Linked DNA regions of Homo sapiens: region 2 is linked to region 1. The links are chromatin contacts, found by Hi-C or POLR2A ChIA-PET in ENCODE. All regions are on one chromosome and are shown on one strand. The core of a region is the stretch at or near the end of the contact, and the rest is flanking DNA. Distances in the headings are between cores, read along the strand shown.

Region 1 (4,767 bases), core at 1,090-3,589:
TGAAGCCAGTTGGCATACACAAATCTGTTACAGTTGGGGGAGAAAATGTTTTCTTGCCCTAATCTTCAGATTATCAATGAATCGGTTTTACTCATATAGATTTTTACAGATAATCCACATTTAAAATATTGTGTGAGATGTGTCAAAAATATAACATCTTCCAACCTTAGCCGTATTTTTTAGTGTAAAAAGCTTATTGTAGATACATGGAGGCCACAATTTCTTGAAGCATGATCCTAGTAGACGTCTAGAATTGTTTTGATTTTAGCTTACTTTTAGATTAGTTGGCAGAGTTTTTATTGGGGGAAGTTCAGGAGTCAGGTCAAATGTTCATAGTTAAAGTAGTTGTACTATTTTTTTTCTTTGTTTTCTTTCCATTTATTATGTCAGGGATTTAAACTATGAAGTTAATGAGTAAACCCTCTTTTATACCCAGAAGGATGATTTTAAAGAGAAATCAAATATATTTAATATGTTGCAGGCATTGAAAAATGGTAATTGCTGCTCAGCAAGCTTTCAGTTAATACTATTTAGATCTTTTGGGTTTTTTGTGAAATTATTTGCCAATATTTAGAGTACACAGTATCTTCCATATTTGTCTCTGGTGTGCTCCACAACTTAAAATTTTCAAATAAGCTGCCAAAAGAGAGAGGGTTTTTTGGTTTCACTGGTTCATACTAGATATGGGGCCAATTGTGGAAGATGAAAGGTGACACCATTTCCCTGTGACTCAGAGGTGAAAACAGAAGAATGATTTAACTTGCATATAGATGACTCCCTTTGGGAATATGAAGGACAGTTAATGTTTAAGACAATTATTTAAATTGTCTGAATTTGATAATCTTTGTTTTTGTTTTTTTTAAAGCATTAGTTGTAAACAAGGAAACTGTTGATGTGCCACACCATATTTATTGCAATAAGGAGATGTGAAATAATGAGAAGTGTATCTGTGCCCTGATATGGTTAGGTTTTGTGTCCCCACCCAAATCTCATCTTGAATTGTAATCCCTATAATCCCTACGTTTGGAGGGAGAGACCAGGTGAAGGTAATTGAATCATGAGAGCAGTTTCCCCCATGCTGTTCTCATGGTAGAGAGTTCTCATTGAAATCTGATGGTTTTATAAGATGCTCTTCCCACTTCACTCAGCACTTCTCATTCCTGCTGCCTTGCAAAGAAGGTGCCTTGCTTCCCCTTCCTCCATGATTGTAAGTTTCCTGAGGCCTCCCCAGCCATGCTTAACTGTGAGTCAGCTAAACCTCTTTCCTTTATAAATTACCCAGTTTTGGGCAGTTCTTTATAGCAGTATGAAAACGGACTAATGACAGTCGCTGACTCTGGTTCCTGAGACAGAGCTCCTAAAACCCTAGATAGGACTTCTGGGATAATCTTTTGTTCTAATCTTTGGTCTTTAACCTGGTTTCCTGACACAGAGCTCCTAAATCTCTTGGAATTTCCTAGGTGATAGGAGCATCGTTTGCTCTAATGAGGCAACTCTTGGTGGGCTCCTGGATGGGGGCTGGTCACCAGAAGGACCCAGCCATGATTAGAAGCTTAACACATTCAGCTCTACCCCCTATCCTCTCAGAAGGGGAGAGGGGCTCCAGGTTGAGTTAATAATCCATCATGCCTACAGGATGAAGCCTCCTCCATAAAAATCCCTGAACTGGCAGTAGCTGCCAAACTGGAATAGGAGAAGCTGGGCCTGGAGGAGCTGAGAGAGTTCTTGCCACTGTTGGTGTTGGCGAGTGGCAGGGAGCCAGGACTTGAGGGTTGGGGTGTGTTGTGATGCCAGAGCTGGCGGTGCAGAAGGTGGTGGTCTACCCCCTGTTGCTTCTCAGTGTGGTGGATCACTTCAGCTAATTTGGTGAGGTTGGAAACCAGAAGCATGTTGGTGTGCTATTGGGGTCATGGCAAAAGAAAATACTTGATATGTCCAAGAGTTTTCAGTCCCTTTTTATGATGATGACTAAGTCCTTTTTTATGAAGATGACAAAGATGATCTGATTTTTAGACCAAGATTATTTGGAAAACATTTATGGATTGTTTAAGAAGGTAAATAAATGCCAGAGAAAGAATATTTGGGTGGCACCACACAGGCCATAAACTTTACAAGAATGCCATTGCCATCAATGAAGTAATGAAATGATGCTGCCCTAACTCTTGTTTTGGTCATTATTGATGTGAAACCCAAGGACCTGAGCCTGCCCACAGAAGCATATATTGTGGAAGAAGTTACAGAAACATATACAGTGGAAGAAGTTCATGTTGATAGAACTACAACCACAAAAACATTTGAGCATGTGACTGTGAAACTGGAGCAGAGGAAGCTGAGGAAGTCAGAGTCAAACACTTGTTATGAGACATCAAAGACACTACCGTGGGTACTCTTTCCTAGCAGATTATTAACCAGGTCTATGCATGGCTTGAAGGGTAAAAGTAGCGACAGGCAAGCTACCCATAAACCATCAGATCATCTGCCTGCTGTAGGATGTCTTCAACCTGCTGCCAGATGTCAGCCCTGATGAGTTTGTCAAGGCCTTTCACCTGAAGACCGACCACCAAATGGAGGTGATATACTTGGCCTTGCTGATCTGTTTTTGGTTGCCCTGCACAGCCTCATCAACAACAAGATTGCTAACCAGGGTGCAGAGAAGAAAGACGGACAGGAAAAGAAGAGAACAAAAAGGATAGAAAAGGAGACAGAGAGAAAGACAAAGAAAACATAAACAGTGATGAAAGAAGAGAAAAAGGAGAAAAAGTAAAACATGTAGCTTTTAAAATTTGTAAATTAACCTAATAAACTAAATCAGTGTGCTGCTAGAAGGTTCTTGCTTGCTTTTAGTGCTTTTTGAAAAGCTGTTCTATTGACAACCCTCTGCTTCTGGCCACCCTTGCTGTGGCATTACATGGAAGCAAATGGATAGAGGGACTGATCTTGTACCTAATACTGCAGTTTCAATTGCTGTGAGTTGAGGATGTAATAGTCAGCTCTGGCTTCAGATTGTGTGAGAAAAATTAAGAGAAGTCAACATAACATTTTTGGTACTCATTCTTTACCTGTAAAACCAGGAGTTGAGTTTTTCCCCACCGTAAAAGACTCTTGGGGTCTATTTCTGGTAATTTACAAAATTGCTGAACAGAGTGCATGAATTCCACCCATTCTCTGCCTTTTAACACTTTTGAGTTCTGACCCTTTTGAACTCTGTTGAGAAAAACCACACCACATTTTGGATCTACGTGTAGTTCTGGCATTCTTAGGGCTTGGGATCCAGCTTTATATTTTGTTTACCTTCGAAGACACAATTAAATGGTTTGGTTAAAAAAAAAAAATCCCTGAACTACCAGGTTCAGAGAGCTTCCAGGTTGCTGGACCCATGTAGCTTCTTGGGGGGCGGCACACACAGAGAAGGCATGGAAGCTCCAGCCCCTTCCAACATATGCTTGGTAATATCAAGTATTTTATAAAAAATGAGTAAAACATAAATATTTCCCTGAGTTCTGTGAGCTGTCCTAGCAGACTACACCTGAGGAGGGAGTTGTTGTGGGAACCCTCCTGATTTATAAGCCAGTTGGTCAGAAGTAGAGGTGACAAACTGTTACTTGTAGTTGTTGTCTGAAGTGGGGGGCAGTCTTGTTTGATGAGCCCGCAACCTGTGGGAGTTGACTCTGACTCCAGATAGTGTCAGAATTGAATTGAATTATAGTACACCGAGTCGGTGTTCACTGGAGAATTGCGTGCTGTGTGGAGAAAACCCCACACACATCTGGGGTCAGAATTGTTGAGTGGAGTATATGAGAGTATAGTAGGAAACCCCACAACCTCCAGGTCGACCAACTACCTATAAATTGGGGGTTCCCATGACTCCCTCTTCAGGTTCAATTAATTTGCTAGAGTGGCTCATAGTACTCAGGGAAACATTTTACTTATATTTACCCATTTATTATGAAGGATAAATTAAAGGATACAAATGAACAGGTAGATGAAGAGGAGATACATAGAGTGAGGTTCAGGAAAGTCCCAAACAGGAGCCTCTGTCCCCATGGAGTTGGGTATGCCACCCTCCTGGCATATGGATACAATTAAGTAGCTCAAGAACATAAAACTGATGGGTTCTAATAAAGCAAGGAATTAAGATTTTAGATTAAAGTAGCTTTGATGAAAAGTGAATTCCATAAGACACAGAAGAACCTTGGTGCTTATATCTGCAATTCAGCTGGTGTTTTCTCTTCTCCAGTTTTTAGACTCTTTGAAGTAGCTTTTGCTCTTGCCAGTAGAGTGTCTGAGCACTGCTTACCCTGAGCAGATGAGGAGTTTGCTCCAAATCCAGGATGGTAAATTAAGGAGATTATCAAACATTACCAAACAAATATCTTGTGCAGTATCTTCTATCTTTATGAGAAATTAGGTACAGCATTTAATTCACTTTTTTTTCTGTCTTGTAAGTTCTTGATAAAGTGTTTTGACATGTTTGTTAGGCAAGTATGTAAGGTTTTTGTTTGTTTGTTTGTTTGTTCCTTTATGAGATAATAAACTAGTTTGTGACATCAGCCTCAAAGTACCTGACTGTATGAGACGGATACCAAACCAAACTGTTTTTCTTGCTCTGAAACTCATCACAACACACTTCTGACACCAGGCAATCAGATGCACCCCATCTCCGATGTATACATGTGACCTTTGTATCTCTCTTTTTTCACTTAGCATAATGTTTTTGAGGTTTATCCACATTTTAGCATATATCAATACTTCATTCCTTTTCGTGGC
Region 2 (4,767 bases), core at 1,470-3,969, 58 kb after region 1:
GTTGTGTCGTTGTTGATCACACAGCATCCAGACAAATCCCTGCCACCATCTCCTAGTAGGGCTTGTCCTATTGATGGGTGAGCTGCTGCCCAAGTGGAGTGGTGCACCTGGTGATTCAGGAAGAGTTACAACTTCACACGCAGCTTGTTGTCCACATCCAATTCTGTGTCTTAGCCAAATGACATAAAAATCAACTTGAGAAAAATACAAAGTAATGTCCTTCTGGGAGTTTATTTGCAGTAGTGTCTGGTTTGTGGCTAAAATTCTGGACTTGAAATTAGGAGAGCTGAGTAGAAACAGAAATGGAAATGTCTGTGTTCCTTTCTCATTTTGACCAGGCACTGCCTCAGAACTTTTGACAGTTCAACTTTGTTGGGCCTCAGTTTCCTCATATTTGATTGGGAAGAGAGGGAGGCTGGAGGTGGAGACAATGAAGAAAGGGATTGACTATTCAATGACTTCTAGACATTTTATCTAAAGTGTTACCTGCATTTCCCCAGGCCATGCCCAATGAGCTATCAAGAACAGCAATGAGATGCTAATCCTACAGATTGGATGAAATAGAGGGAGCTAGAACCACATGCATCCTGCTCCCCACAACTTCTCCCAACTAATGCAGAAGGTTCCCAAGGTTTGTCAGACAGCGATTTGAATTTCTGTGGTCTCTCTGGCTACCTTGTGGTATTTCTGGTGCCCTGTGGCTCTTGGCATAGGCACTATAATGATGCTAGTCCTTCACCCCTCATTTGTCTGTCTGAAAACTGTGCTGGTTTGAGATGTTTCCCACAGATATCTGGGTGATGTGGCTCCATGTTTTTTACCAGCACTATTTGTAAGCCATTTTTCCCCTGACAGGGACACAGCTTCCTGAAGATTGGGCTGGGAACAATCTAACTCCATTCAAAATCACCTTTTCCTTAAGAAGACCTGTGCTTGTCATTAAATCGTGTGTATAAGCTGGTGTAGACCTTTCAGTTAAGTTCCTTAGACCAATAGTCTTCAAAGTTTTTGCTCTCAAAAGCTTTAAAAGACTTGTAAAACTTAGTATCTCTTTGCAGATTTTCAAGTCAACATGAACATATTGTGTAAAGGATCTATTTTATGTTGTCAACAGACAAAATTACAACAAACAGTTTAAATAGCTCAGTTGGCTGTATTGTAGTTCTAGAATTGGGCAACACTTCATTCCATAAAATATAATAAGTGTTCTGATGAGCTGAGCAGAAGGAGTTAGCTTTGTAGGCAGAGGACGGCTGAAGAAAGCAGAAACGAAGAGAGCAAAGAGGATATTAGTCATTCCACAGCTACTTTTCTGTAAGGCAGGACAGGGAAGCAGAATAATAGAAAAAAATGTGGCTCCCATCTATAATCCCAGCTACCCAGGAGGTTGAGGTGGGAGGATCACTTGAAGCCAAGAGTTCTAGGCTACAGCAAGCTACGATCATGCCACTGCACTCCAGCCTGCGTGACAGAGCAAGAACCCCTGTTAAAAAAAAAAGAAAAAAGAAAAAAGAAAAAAAGAGACAGAGAACTGATTAGTTAACATCAGGCTACTTCTTTTGTGTGTGTGTGTGTTTTTTCAAATTTACTAAGTAATGAAACAAAAGATCCAACAGTTCTTACATAGCCTTTATTTAAAAAAAGAAAAAAAGATAAATTGTCTTGAAACTACTCCTAAGTATTTTGAAAAACATTTCCTTTTAAAAGTAGCTGGCCAAGAATCCAGAAAACCTTTTCATTTTAGAGAATCTTCCTCTCTCTTGCTTTTCTGTTCTCTTACCTGATGTCAGTCATTTTGTTTTTCCTGGGCAGTCAGAAATCAGTTTTTACTTTGGAACTAAGACACTCATTTTTGGCTTTAAAAATTGTTAATTATATTGTTCGGTTTTGGGTACTATCTTTGGGTAAGTTGACAATTTCTAGGTTTTTTGTTAATTAAAAATTTTTAGTTTTACTACCTCTGTATCTACTTGCGTAAAAAAGGATAGTATCTAATTATATTTTAACTTACCACTTTTTAAAACTTTTAACTGTTTATATGTGTAAGGATTTAAGTAGAAGTTTTTCGTACTGATTGAAGATTTAAACTGGCTTGTTTGGAAAATCAGCTGTTACCTCTTTCTCCTGATTTCTCAGAAGGTCAAATAAATACTTAGTTTGAGTTTGGTAGAAGTGAACTTTAGTATGAGTGATCCCATTCTGATTTTTTATCTGGTCTGTTGAGGCCTGGTGCAGAAACTTAGTCCAAAACAATGGCCTCTTGTGATTTTTATTTAACAGTATTATCTTCGTGCTTTAAATACCTTTTCCTTAAAATCACAGAGTTTCAGATTTGTCTCAGGTCAGAAATTGTTCATAGAGCAAATTATCTGCATCAAATTACACTGGCTGTTTCTGTCAGGAAAAAGTTGACTTTATTTATTTATTTTTACTGAAAATAAATGTGATTACATGCATGTCTGTGCAACCTCACTTCTGAATGTAAGAGACACAATGTTGGGGAGGGTGGGAGAGAAAATCAGGGTAAAGGCATGGAGCCTTGCTTTGGCTTTCTTCACCTTGCCCTACCTCTCCCGAAATCTCCATTCCCTGGTCCCTCTGCTTGGTGGCCCAGAGGTGTTTACCCCTGGAGCAAGCACACAGGAAGCTTAGGTCCCAGTGGGGCTTTGCCTTCCCTTTCTTTTACAAAATGGTTGCAGGGCCTTTGGTTGCGAGAGAGGATGTGGGAAAGGGAACCACAGGCCGCTGCAGACTTCTCTTCTGTAGAGCAGTGTTATGAGAGGACACGTGGGAGCTGGGGATTTGAACATTGCTTCTGTTTAAGCTATCCATGCCTGTGAACCCTTGGAAGGTCTTTATATCCCCAGAGTTATGAGTACCCCAGTTTGAAGACCACTTCTTTAGACCCCTCCACTTACTCCAGTTGAGTCTGGGATGTGCCCACGCAGATCTGATTGCAGCTCTTAGATTAGGCCTTCATGTTTGTTGAATATTTACAATGTACCAAGTGGCTTACCTTTATAAGTTTGTCTTCCTGAAGACCTTGTTACAGATAACTCAGGTAGCAGAAGACTCAGGAGCCAGACTGGGATACTCCTAATCCCTAAATTAACTTTTGTTCCTGCCACAAAAACTTTCTTAGTTGCATAAGACATGGTCAGCTGAGCTCGTGGATTGAAAGGAGGATCTGAAAGGAAACCTCAGCGTTTGTAGACCATTTCCTGCTTGTGGTTTCCAACTTAATGAGAGAAACAGTGCCTTTTTACAGCCATATCTGTAATAGTGCCTTTTTAGGGCTGTATCTGTGCTACTGAGTCTCCCCTTGACGAAAACTTAGTCAGGCTTCTGTGACCTTGGGCAAGTCCCCCAAGTGTCCAATTTTAGCAAGAATCCTGCTGAATCAGTTTAGCCAGAATCTCCCACCTTAATATCTGATCATCCTCAAAATCTGATCAACATTCTCATCCTCCACCATCCACTACGTAACATCAGATCACCCTGACCTGCCTTCAGCAAGAATCCCATTATGTTTGTTTAACTAGAGAATCCCCTTACCCTTGATGCTTTCTCTTGGCAATTTTCCATCCACCTACTCCTGCACTGTGCTCCCTGTCTATAAATTCCCCCTTTTTCTTGTTGTACTTGGAGTTGAACCTGATCTCGTTCCCCTGATAACAAAAACCTCATTGTAATAGCGCCCGCCATCCTGCCCCGCTTGAATAGTCTTCCTTACCATCTTTAATAAGTGTCATGAATTTTTTTTTCTTTAACACTCTTGTAGGGCTTTAGATAACCTTGGAGGCAATTTCATTTACTTAGATCTGCATATTATTTTGATGTGGTAATTTATAAAACACAGACTTGGTATCTTTGTGTTGCTGTAAAGCAATACCTAAGGCAGGGTAACGTATAAAGAGGTTTATGTGGCTCACGGTGCTGCAGACAATACAAGAAGCATGGCGGCAACATTTGCTTCTGATTAGGGCCTCAAGAAACTTCCACTCATGGTGCAAGGTGAAGGGGAGCCACCATGTAGAGATAACATGGTGAGGAGGAAGCAAGAAAGAGGGAGAAGGTGTCGGGTCCTTTTCTAACAATTAGCTCTCAGGGGAACTCTTGCTGGAATTCTTGTAGTAACTGATAGAATAACTCACTACTGTGAGGATGACACCAAGCCATTTGTGAGGGATACATCTCCATGATCCAAATACCTCCCATTAGGCCCCACTCTGACGGGGGGGATCAATTTCAGTATGAGGTTTCGAGGGTCAAACATTCAAACGATAGCACTTGGTAATTCATAAAACAATTTTCTAGTTTTTTAAATTTACTAAGTAATGGAACAAAAGAGCCAGCAGTTCTTTCATAGCCTTTATTTTAAAAATTGTCTTAAAATTACTCCTAAGGATTTTGAAAATCATTTCCCTTTAAAAATAGCTGGCCAAGAATCCAGAAAAACTTTTCATTTTAGAGACTCTCCCCCCGTCTTGCTTTTCTGTTCTCTTACTTGATGTCAGTCATTTTATTTGTTTTTCCTGGGCAGTCAGAAATCAGTTTTTACTTTGAAATTAAGACATTCATTCTTTTGTCTTTAAAAAAACGTTAATTATATTGTTTGGTTTTGGGTAGTATCTTAGGTTAACTTGAAAATTTCTAGGTTTTTTTGTTAATTAAAAAGTATTAATTTTACTGCCTCTATCCACTTGCATAAAAAAGGATAGTATCTAATTACATTTTAGCTTCCCACTTTTTAAAACTTTTAACTGT

Evidence for each region. Hi-C counts contacts between places; a loop is a spot of excess contacts on that map. ChIA-PET counts read pairs that join two places held with the same protein, here RNA polymerase II (POLR2A). Pooled maps may share reads with other maps.
Region 2: a map with no recorded cell type shows a loop between it and region 1 (7-fold over the local background). The contact joins two enhancer-like sites. A Hi-C loop is called at or near these places in 3 of 37 single-sample maps with no recorded cell type and 7 of 50 pooled maps. POLR2A ChIA-PET finds 5 or more read pairs at or near these places in 7 of 52 experiments (CD4-positive, alpha-beta T cell, CD4-positive, alpha-beta memory T cell, CD8-positive, alpha-beta T cell and 4 more).

The regions. Positions count from the first base shown.
Region 1 is chr1:185,279,057-185,283,823 of GRCh38, forward strand. The region is part of intron 18 of SWT1 (SWT1 RNA endoribonuclease homolog); the gene reads left to right. It overlaps LOC105371651 (a long non-coding RNA gene), which reads right to left. Exons shown (of 3, transcript XR_922360.3): 1 at 4,298-4,767. It also overlaps the pseudogene PSMD7P4. Among named protein-coding and RNA genes, the nearest start is that of IVNS1ABP, 36 kb to the right of the region's middle. Within about 2 kb of position 2,340, at least 2 of the 41 ENCODE cell types and tissues checked have a DNase peak (open chromatin) inside an H3K27ac peak, as active enhancers do; they include CD4-positive, alpha-beta T cell and CD8-positive, alpha-beta T cell, where a contact is called at or near this core.
Region 2 is chr1:185,336,177-185,340,943 of GRCh38, forward strand. The region is part of intron 1 of CBSLR (CBS mRNA stabilizing lncRNA); the gene reads left to right. Among named protein-coding and RNA genes, the nearest start is that of CBSLR, 21 kb to the left of the region's middle. Within about 2 kb of position 2,720, at least 12 of the 41 ENCODE cell types and tissues checked have a DNase peak (open chromatin) inside an H3K27ac peak, as active enhancers do; they include CD4-positive, alpha-beta T cell and CD8-positive, alpha-beta T cell, where a contact is called at or near this core.